2 separate regions of the Homo sapiens genome follow, and region 1 is linked to region 2. A link is an interaction called in ENCODE POLR2A ChIA-PET data of the cell type or tissue named here. Cell type or tissue: CD4-positive, alpha-beta T cell. All regions are shown on one strand. Links, peaks and the distances in the headings refer to the core of each region. The heading gives the core; the rest is flanking DNA.

Evidence for each region. ChIA-PET counts read pairs that join two places held together with the same protein. Peaks named below come from ENCODE experiments on the same cell type or tissue, not always from the same donor. Only the 100,000 strongest peaks of a DNase experiment are listed, where the experiment ranks them.
Region 1: POLR2A ChIA-PET joins it to region 2 with 5 read pairs; 5 of 35 experiments call an interaction of 5 or more read pairs at or near these places.

Annotation. Positions count from the first base shown.
Region 1 is chr20:3,826,039-3,831,420 of GRCh38, reverse strand. AP5S1 (adaptor related protein complex 5 subunit sigma 1) reads right to left here. Exons shown (of 3, transcript NM_018347.3): 3 at 2,583-5,382. Among named protein-coding and RNA genes, the nearest start is that of AP5S1, 8.2 kb to the right of the region's middle. RefSeq lists an enhancer at 1-445. In CD4-positive, alpha-beta T cell, for the core only: no CTCF peak of the experiment used is centred there; no DNase peak of the experiment used is centred there.
Region 2 is chr20:3,987,155-3,992,536 of GRCh38, reverse strand. The region is part of intron 1 of RNF24 (ring finger protein 24); the gene reads left to right. Among named protein-coding and RNA genes, the nearest start is that of RNF24, 26 kb to the left of the region's middle. In CD4-positive, alpha-beta T cell, for the core only: no CTCF peak of the experiment used is centred there; DNase peaks (open chromatin) are centred at 1,646 and 2,876; H3K4me3 peaks cover 914 bases; H3K27ac peaks cover 1,334 bases.

The DNA.
Region 1 (5,382 bases), core at 203-5,202, 160 kb after region 2:
AAAATACAAAAACAAAATTAGCCAGGTGTGGTGGCGGGCGCCTGTAGTCCCAGCTACTCAGGAGCCTGAGGCGGGAGAATGGCGTAAAGCTGGGAGGCGGAGCTTGCAGTGAGCCGAGATTGCGCCACTGCACTCCAGCCTGGGCGACAGAGTGAGACTCTCTCTCAGAAAAAAAAAAAAAAAAAAAAAAAAAACCTTGAAAAAAGATAGTGTGGTGGCCAGGCACAGTGGCTCATGCCTATAATCCCAGCATTTTGTGAGGCTGAGGTGGGCAGATTACCAGAGGTCAGGAGTTTGAGACCAGCCTGGCCAACACGGTGAAATCCCATCTCTAACAAAAATAGAAAAATTAGCCAGGCATGGTGGTGCATGCCTATAGTCCCAGCTACTAGGGAGGCTAAGGCGGGAGGGTGGCTTGAACCTGGAAGGTGGAGGTTGCAGTGAGCCAAGATTGCACCATTACACTCCAGGCTGGGTAAGAGTGAGACTCCATCTCAAAAAAAAAAAAAAAAAAAAATAGTGTAGTATTGGCAAAAGAATAGACAAACAGATTAATGGAACAGAATAAAGAACCCAGGAGAGACCCACATTAATACAGTCAACTGGTCTCTGACAAAGGAGTAAAAGCAATACAATGGAACAAAGATAGAAAGACTCTTTTCAAGAGATTATGTTGGAACAACTGAACATCCACATGCAAAAACATGAATCTACACATAGACCTTACACCCTTCACAAAAATGAACTCAAAATGGATCATAGACCTAAATGTAAAATGCAAAACTGTAAAACTTCTAGTAGATAACATAGGAGAAAATCTAGATGATATTGGATTGGTGATGACTTTTTAAATACAACAGTAAAGGCAGGATCCATTTAAAAAATTGACAAAGAGCTGGGCATGGTGGCTCACGCCTGTAATCCCAGCACTTTGGGAGGCCGAGGCGGGTGGATCACCTGAGGTCGGGAGTTCGAGACCAGCCTAACCAACATGGAGAAACCCTGTCTCTACGAAAAATACAAAATTAGCCAAGGGTGGTGGCACATGCCTGTAATCCCAGCTACTCAGGAGGCTGAGGCAGGGGAATTGCTTGAACCCGGGAGGCGAGGTTGTGGCGAGCCGAGATTGCACCATTGCACTCCAACCTGGGCAACAAGAGAGAAACTCCGTCTCAAAAAAAAAAAAAAAAAAAATTGACAAACTTCATTAATTTTTTTTTTTTTTTTTTGGAAACAAAGTCTTGCTCTGTCACCCAGGCTGGAGTGCAGTGGCACAGTCACAGGTCAGTGCAGCCTTGACCTCCTGGGCTTAAGCAATCCTTCGACCTCAGCCTCCCAAGTAGCTGGGACCACAGGTGTGCACCACACTCAGCCAATTTTTATATTTTTTTGTAGAGATGAAGTCTCTATGTTGTACAGGCTGGTTTCGAACTCCTGGGCTCAAGCAATCCTCCTGCCTTGGCCTCCCAAAGTGCTGGGATTACAGGCCTCATGAGCCACCTCGCCCGGCCCACTTCATTAAATTATATGAAACTGGACTTCATTAAATTTAAAAAGCTCTGCTTTGTGAAAGACACTGTCAAGAGAATGAGAAGACAAGCCACAGACTGGGAGAAAATATTTGCAAAAGGTATATCTGATAAAGAGCTGTTATCCAAAATACACAAAGAACTCTTAAAACTCAACAAAAAGAAATCACCCAAACAAGTTGCCTGTTTTAAAATGGGCAAAAGACTTGAACAGACACCTCACTAAAGATTTACAGATGGCAAGTAAGCATAGGAAAGATACTCTACGTCATGTTATTAGGGAACTGCAAATTAAAACAAGATTTCACTACATACCTATTAGAATGGCCAAAAGCCAGCCGGGTGCAGAGGCTCATGCCTGTAATCCCAGCACTCTGGGAGGCTGAAGCAGGCAGATGACTTCAGGTCAGGAGTTTGAGACCAGCCTGGCCAATATGGTGAAACCCTCTCTCTTCTAAAAATACAAAAATCAGCCAGGCGCGGTGGCGTGTGCCTGTAGTCCCAGCTATTCAGGAGGCTGAGGCAGAAGAATGGTTTGAACCCGGGAGGCGGAGGTCGCAGTGAGTGGAGATTGTGCCACTGCACTCCAGCCTGGATGACAGAGCGAGACTCTGTCTCAGAAAAAAAAAAAAAAAAATCAGCCAGGCGTGGTGGCACACGCCTGTAATCCCAGCTACTCGGGAAGCTGAGGCAGGAGAATTGCTTGAACCTGGGCAGTCAAGGTTGCAGTGAGGCGAGATAGTGCCACTGCACTCCAGTCTGGATGACAAAGGACACTCCGTCTCAGGAAAAAAAAAAAAAAAAAGAATGGGCCAAAACCAAAACAGTGACGAAACCAAATGTTTCAGAGGATGTAGAGCAACAGAAACCCTCATTAACTGCCAACAGGAATGCAAAATGGTACAGCCACTTTTGAAGACAGTTTGGCAGTTTCTTACAAAATGAAACATACTCTTACCACAGAATCCAGGACTCATATTCCTTGGTATTTATGAGTATTTATACTCCCAAAGGAGTTGAAAACTTATGTTCACACAAAAACCTGTACACAAATGTTTGTAGCAGTTGTATTCATAATTGCCAAAACTTGGAAGCAACCAAGATGTCCTTCAGTAGGTGAACAGATAATGTACATCCACATAATGGAATACTATTCAGCAGTACTTCCAAAATGAGCTGTCAAGCTCATGATTCAGCCATGAAAAGACTTGAAGGAATCTTAAATGTACATTACTAAGTGAAGGAAGTCAATCTGAAAAGGCTACATATACAGTATGAATCTAACTACACAACATTCTGGAAAAGGCAAAACTATGGAAGCAGTAAAAGGATCAATGGTTGCTAGGGGTTGAGGGGAGGGAAGAATGAACAGGTGCAGCAGAGGACTGTTCGGGCAGGGAAACTCTTCTGTATGATACTATAATGGTAGATGCATGTCACTGAAAATACATCCAAACCTATAGAATGTACCACCCCAAGAGTGAACCCTAATGTAAACTATGGACTCTGGTGATAGTGACGTGTCAATGAAGGTCCATCAGTTGTAACAAATGACCACTCTGGTGCCCAGTGTTGGTGATAAGGGAGGCTGTGCATGTGTGGGGACAGGGAGTAAATGAGAACTCTCTGTACCCTCTGCTCAGTTTTACTGTGAACCTAAAATTGCACTAAACAAATAAAGTATATTTAAGAAAACGGTCACGGCCACTTGAATTGCAGTAATAAACATACAGAGACTTGGTTAACGGGTCACAGAGTATTGAATCTGACAAACACGGTTAACTGCATTACAATAAAATATAGGAATAATTGTTTAAAAGAAAAGATTGAGGCCAGGCATGGTGGCTCACACCTGTAATCTCAGCACTTTGGGAGGCCAATATGGGTGGATCACCTGAGGTAAGGAGTTCGAGACCAGCCTGGCCAACACGGTGAAACCCTGTCTCTACTAAAGATACAAAAATTAGCCAGGCATGGTGGCACATGCTTGTAATCCCAGCTACTTGGGAGGCTGAGGCGGTAGAATTGCTTGAACCCAGGAGGCAGAGGTTGCAGTGAGCCAAGATTGCACCACTGCACTCCAGCCTGAGCAACAGAGTGAGACTCCATCTCAAAAAAAAAAAAAAAAGAAAAAGAAAAGAAAACATTGAGCCCTGGGGGGATGCTGGACAGTGCGCAGCACCACAGGGCTAGAAAAAAACACCCTGCCCTAAAGGAGACAAGATGATCCAATCCCATCCCAGGGCTCACATACATGCAGTGTATGTGACCCAATCAGTGACCCACATACATGCAGGCCAGTTCCTGCCTTAAAACCTGTGACTTCATGCCAGTCAGTCGTGGTGGCTCACGCCTATAATCCCGGTACTTTGAGAGGCCACGGCGGGCGGATCACAAGGTCAGGAGATGTAGACCAACCTGGCTAACACGGTGAAACCCCGTCTCTACTAAAAATAGAAAAACTTAACCGGACGTGGTGGCAGGCACCTGTAGTCCCAGCTACTTGGGAGGCTGAGACAGAATGGCGTGAATCTGGGAGGCGGAGCTTGCAATGAGCCGAGATTGCGCCACTGCACTCCAGCCTGGGCAACAAAGAGAAACTCCGCCTAAAACAAAACAAAACAAAACCTGTGACTTCTTCCTCCTTCCAGGTAAGCTCTCTTCTCTGGGCTCTACTGCCCTCCTGTCATCATCTGTTGTCCCAGGAGTGTTTGTGGAGGTACACTGGTAACACTACTAGCTGCTCAAAGTCTCTAGTTCTCTCAAGAAGCTGAGGGATATGTGGTTTGGCCAGGGTTCCTGGGGCAGGGAGAAGAAAGGGAAGAGGCTTGGAGAGGGAGGCAAGTTTGCTTCCATAGCCATCTCACTTTTAGTTCTAAATCCTGGCTCCTTCACTTGGCCTTCGTCACTGAAGTGCCCCTTCTTCCTTTAGGTGTTTAAAGCACTTGTGAGCAGCAATTCAGGGATGCTCAAACCATTGCTGCTTTGCAGTCATCTGCAGTCACCTGGCCTTAGCTCTGTCTCTCCTGGAACTTTGGGGTCATTCTGTATCCTGCATTGCACCCAGCAGAGCATCAGGCCCAAGGGAGGCTCGATAAATATATGGTGAGCATAAATTGTGGTGGAAACCCAGCCCAAGAGGCTGGGGCAGAAGTGTGAAGTGTGGGAAGGGTGCTGGGCAAGCTCATCTGGTTAAGAAAACCCTGGTCCAGCTGGACAGGAACTGGAGCTCAGCAGCCCCACGGTGTGGTCTCAGTCTCTACTATTCTCTTGTCCATCAGTTTGCCCCACCTCATGAGAACCAGGCCACCAGCCACGCCTAACCTCAACTTCCCACAGCTCCCAGGGGAGCAGAGTCTCAACCTCTTCCTTAAGTTCCGTTTGAAAAAAAGGCAGAAAGAATTCAGATCAGTAAGCTTGAGCCTTTCCATAGAGGACAAAATGGCCTGTTCCCTGAGAACACAGCCAATCCACCAGGACCGCCAGCCTGGGGTGAGGGGTGGGCCAGGAGAACAGAATGTATAGGGAAGGGGTGTCCCTACTAGAGGCCTGTGGGACATTTCCACTGGTGGGACTTGGCCACACACACAGAGTAACATCCCTTTAGGTCTTCATGGTCAAGGTGGTTTGTGGCACCATAAAATGGAAAAGGTGGCCTCATCCCAATTATGTTGACAGTGGTGGTAGAAGGCCTGGCATGGCTGGTGGCCTTGGCCATGGACTTGGAAGGGCTAATCATCAGTGCTGCCTCCAAAGTGGGTGTAGTTGGGTCCATCCTGGATGCTAAAGGGCAACTGATGGATGGCAAGCATGAGAGCTGAGCACCTAGGAGGCTCGTTCTGCCAAGAAAGCC
Region 2 (5,382 bases), core at 54-5,053:
AAAAAAAAAAAAGACAAAATACTGAAGTGCTACCAGGTACCTGTGATGAAATTTTATATTTCTTGTTTTACATCCAAGTTTGTAATCTGTGTTACAAACTTACATCTAAAGTTTATTCTAAGTCCGTATTTCATGTGGCTTCATGCTCTGATTCTGCCTGGTAAAGTGCTGCAGTGTGGTTTCAACCAGATTGTAATTATTATTCTTCCTGTATGTTGATATAACTGCTTTACTAAAGTAGCCTCACATAGCTCAATCAGAGTTTTCTCCAAAAATGTCAGTCTAATGCCAAAACCAAAAGAGATCAAAGACATGGAAGATTTCCTAGTGAAGTCAGAGCTGCTCATCAGTAGTGCTTACCTTTGAATAAAGAGAAATACTTTAAAAAGCCAACTGTTATTGAGTGGGTAAAGTAATGAGTAAGATCTCTGTTATCCTCAAGGAGTATTGTATTGCTACACTGGATGTAATCAATGTAGTATTAGAGGATTACAATCAATGTAATTCTGCGCTCAAGGAGTACATTTTCCAACTCAGTAAAAAGTAGTGTATTAGCAAGTATAGATGGAAATTCCGTGTGTGTGTGTGTGTGTGTGCGTGTGTGTGTGTATATAGCCACACATATTCTATTCATGAAACGGCAATCTCATTAGATTAAGACAATAATGTGCATTATTCATGTTATTTTACTGTCATTCGAGAGATATTAGACAACTGAGAAGAAACAATTTATATATAATTATAAATGTATAATTAAAATGATCATTAAATGATTACCTTATCTAAGCAAATGCTGATTTAAGACAGATAGCTATAGGATATTTGTGAAGTATCTAATTATCCTTGTGATAATTTTTCCTCACTACATTTATCCAGAAAAAGCCAGGATTTTCAACTAAGTCTTTTAAATAAGAATCAAGGTTTTTAAATTTCTGTGAATCTTTACAAACAACTGGGACAATTTTCTTTAAAAATAGCTTCTTAAGGCATGGAGCAGTGGCTCACGCCTGTAATCCCTGTACTTTGGGAGACTTAGGCAGGCGGATCATGAGGTTAGGAGATCGAGACCATCCTGGCTAACACGGTGAAATCCTATCTCTACTAAAAATACAAAAAATTAGCTGGGCATGGTGGCACATGCCTGTAGTCCCAAGCTGCTTGGGAAGCTGAGGCAGGAGAATCACTTGAACCAGGTAGGCGGAGGTTGCAGTAAGCCAAGATGGCACCACTGCATTCCAGCCTGGGCGGCAGAGCGAGACTCCATCTCAAAAAAAAAAAAAAAAAAAAAAGTTGTTTAAAAAATAAATAAAAATAAAAATAGCTTCTTCCAATTCCATTTACAATTAAATTTTTTATTCTCTTTAATAGGTAACATTAACATATCCTAGCAGCAAAATACTAAAGATATTATAAACAGGTATTCAGTGAAGTCATTCTCCTTCCAGCCCTGTCAGAGGCTCAATCACTGATACCAGTTTTTTATATATTTTTCTAGAGACCTTTTTAGACAAATACAAAGCTAGCTTCTCTTTTCTTTTTATATCAGAGGTGATATGCCACATGCACTGTCCTGTGTGTTGTTTTTTTGTTTTGTTTTGTTTTTTACTTAGCAATGTTATCATGGAACTGTGCCAAATCTACATTTTTTTTTTTAATTTTTAGAGACAGGATCTTGCTCTGTCATCTTGGCTGGGATGCAGTGATGTGATCATAGCTTGCTGTAGTCTCGAACCTTGGGTCACAGATGATCCTCTAACCTCAGCCTCCTGAGTAGCTAGGACTAAAAGCATGTGCCACCATGCCCAGCTAATTAAAAAATATATATATGTGTGTGTGTATATATATATTATTTTTTTAACTGTGTTGGCCCAGGCTGGTCTCTAACTCCTGGCCTTAAGCAGTCCTCCCACCTTGGCCTCCCAAAGTGCTGGGATTACAGGTGTGAGCCACCATGACTGACCTGGTATCATTCTTTAACAACTGTAAAACATTAGATTGTGATGATATTCTATGACTTAACCAATTACATATTTAGGTTGCTTCCAACCTTTTGCTTTTATAAACAAGTTTGTGTGAAGAGCCTGGTACAAATGTGTCTTTGAGTATGCATGCAAGTACATCTGAAAGATAAATTCCTAAATGTGGAATTGCTGGGTCAATAGGTAAGTGCATGTATAATTTTGCTGAGTTGCTCTTGTGGAAGCCAATAATTCTACTCACAATTCCACTGATAATGTGTGAGAGTACTTTTTTCCCCCAAGCAGAAAGTTTCTGTGGATTTTTTTTGGGGGTGTTTCTGAGTTTTACTTAGAAAGGCCTTCCCCATTTTGAGATTATTTTTAAAATTCTTTGATATATTTTAATATTTTCATAATTTCATTTTTTATATTTAAACCTTAGGTACAGCTCAGATATATTTTAATACAAAGAATAAGGCTATCTTAATTTTTTTTCTCAACTGGCTACCTAATTGTCCCAATATCATTTGTGAATAATCCATCTCTCTCTCTTTCTCTCTAATGGGAAATGTCAGCTTTATGATTCCTATATTAATTTGGGCTATTCTTTAACTTTCTTGTATCTGCCAGCGTAGGCTAGGTTATGTTGTGGTAACAAACAACCTCAAAATCTTAATGGCTTATAACAAGAATTTTCCTTCCTTTTGGTACATGTTCATCAAGAGTTGGCTGAGAGCTCTACTCCGTGTCTTCTCACTCAGAAACTAATGGAGTTGCCACCATCTTGAACATTACCAGCTTTCCTGACTAAGGGAAAGAGGGGCCTGGAGACTCTCACACCATCAGTAAAATGTTCAGCCTGAAAGAGATATACATCAGTTCCCTTCACAGCTCGCTGACAAGTTTTAGTCACATGACTCTACCCACAACAAAACAGCAGGAAAATACAGTCATACATGTGTGCAGAAGGAAGATGGAAAGCTGAAAATATTTGGTAAACAACAACTGTCGTATTTCTATTCTGTCCTGTTCATCTGTCAATTCAAGTGTCAGCAGCACAGGTTTTTCTTTTTTTATTTTTTTTTTTTGAGATGGAGTCTTGCTCTGTCACCCAGGCTGGAGTGCAGTGGTGCAATCTTGGCTCACTGCAAGCTCCGCCTCCAGGGTTCACGCCATTCTCCTGCCTCAGCCTCCCGAGTACCTGGGACTACAGGCGCCCGCCACCACGCCTGGCTAATTTTTTGTATTTTTAGTAGAGACAGGGTTTCACCATGTTAGCCAGGATGGTCTTGATCTCCTGACCTCGTGATCCGCCTGCCTCGGCCTCCTAAAGTGCTGGGATTACAGGCGTGAGCCACCGTGCCCGGCCAGGTTTTTCTTTTTTAGAGTATTTCTGGCTGTGCTTTCATTTTCATTTTTACTTTTAAACTAGAATTAGCCTTTTTACCACTCTTGTCCTCTCAGAAAAGACAAACCCTGTCAGTTTTTTTGAATTGTATCTGCATTAAATTGATAGATTTAAGGAAAATTGACATCTTTATAATATTTAGCGTCTTTACAACCAAGAAGAGGGTATTTTAGTCATTCACATCTTCTTTTGTGTCTTTTATATTTTCTTAATACAGATTGCATGTATTTATTAGTAAGTATTCTTTTTGTTCTTTTAATAAGATTCTTTTTTATTTTACCGTCACCTGCAAATAATCATTTTAATTTCTTCTTTACAATCAGGTTGGTTTTCTTGAAGGATTAAAAAAGATACAGCCATTTTCAAATAACATAATCTATTATCCAAAATATTTTTCAAAAAATTTCATATGGGCCTGGTGCTGTGGCTCACGCTTGTAATCCCAGCACTTTCTGAGGTCAAAGCAGGAGAATCCCTTGAGCTCAAGAATTCCAGACCAGCCTGGGCAAAATAGCAAGACCCCATCTCTATAAAAATAAAAAAATTAGCTGGACTTCATGGTCCATGCCTATAGTTGCAGCTCCTGGGGAGGCTAAGGCAGAAGGATTGCTTGAGCCCAGGAGGTTGAGGCTGCAGTGATCTGTGATTGCACCTCTGCATTCCAACCTGGGCTACAGAGCAAGACCATGTCTCAAAAAAAAAAAAAAAAAAAAGAGTTTCTTTTCATGAGCCATCTCTATATTAATTCCAGTGAATAAGTAGGTTAACATTAATGATAAGTGCTGTTTATTCCAGTTACTGGACACACCAATTTTTTTTATTTTTTATTTTATTTATTTATTTTTTTGAGACAAGATCATTCTCTGTCACCCAGGCTGGAGTGCAGTGGCATGATCACGGCTCACTGCAGCATTGACTTCCTGGGCTCAAGCAACCTTCTCACCTCAGCCTCCTGAGTATCTGGGATCACAGGTGCATATCATCACACCTGGCTAATTTTTAAATTTTTTTGTAGAGACGGAGTCTTGCCATGTTGTCCAGTCTGGTCTTGAACTCGTGGGCCTAAGCTGTCCTCTCACCTTGGCCTCTCAAAATGCTGGGATTATAGGCATGAGCGACCACGCCCAGCCTGAAATACCAAAAAAAATTTTTTTTTTTTATTTTAAGCTGCTGCTGCTGCTGAAGGTGAAGATGCTTACATATGTGATTAGTTACCTATACATCTGGAAAATTTTTGTTTAATTTCCCTAATTTACATGATCTCTACCTATGCTTGCTTGTGTTTTTCTCATATATCTAGCCAGCCTCTTAAGAGTGAATACTCTCTAGTTTACTGTAAATTACTGCCTGCAGTGAAAACTCTTTAAATTATGTTCCCACTCATCCCCTTCCAAGAGTCCAGTACAATCACAGAAGAGGCTGAGCTCTTTAAATATTATGAGAATCTCAGAACCTCTGTTCATGTGGCTCATCGAATCCTCTATTATGGGATTCTTTTCATGGAAACACCAAATTTTTAAGAATCATATTTGTTTTGTGCTCTGCAGATATCTGTTATGCTGACCTAATAGAACCAGGAGCTAATGAGTCTTTAATGTAGACTAAAAATTGGCTCTGAGTAAAGAGGCTCACAGGCCCATTCATCAAACTTGAGAGAGATTTAAAATTAAACATCTGCAGATAATTAGAGGATAGTTTTGAGTGCCAAAATGAGGTATTGCTGTCCTGTTGCGTTTTGATTTTCCTCACAGCAGAAAAAAACATGTTTTCTTGGGAACTAAATCAGCTTTTTTCTAAAATTAAGTAGTTATGGTATTACCCCTAGAGTTTATTTCATGTTGAGATGGGAACCGCTCATTGCTTCGTATTTCTTTTCACACTGCCTTTGTGTAATTATGATGTAAATTTCAACCTGAGAGTATTTTCTTCCTTTATAACTTGTCTTCTATTTCATCCTCCTTCTGTCTCTGCATCACTCTGTGTTGTTTCCCCCTAACCCATATTCCTAAGAGTGCT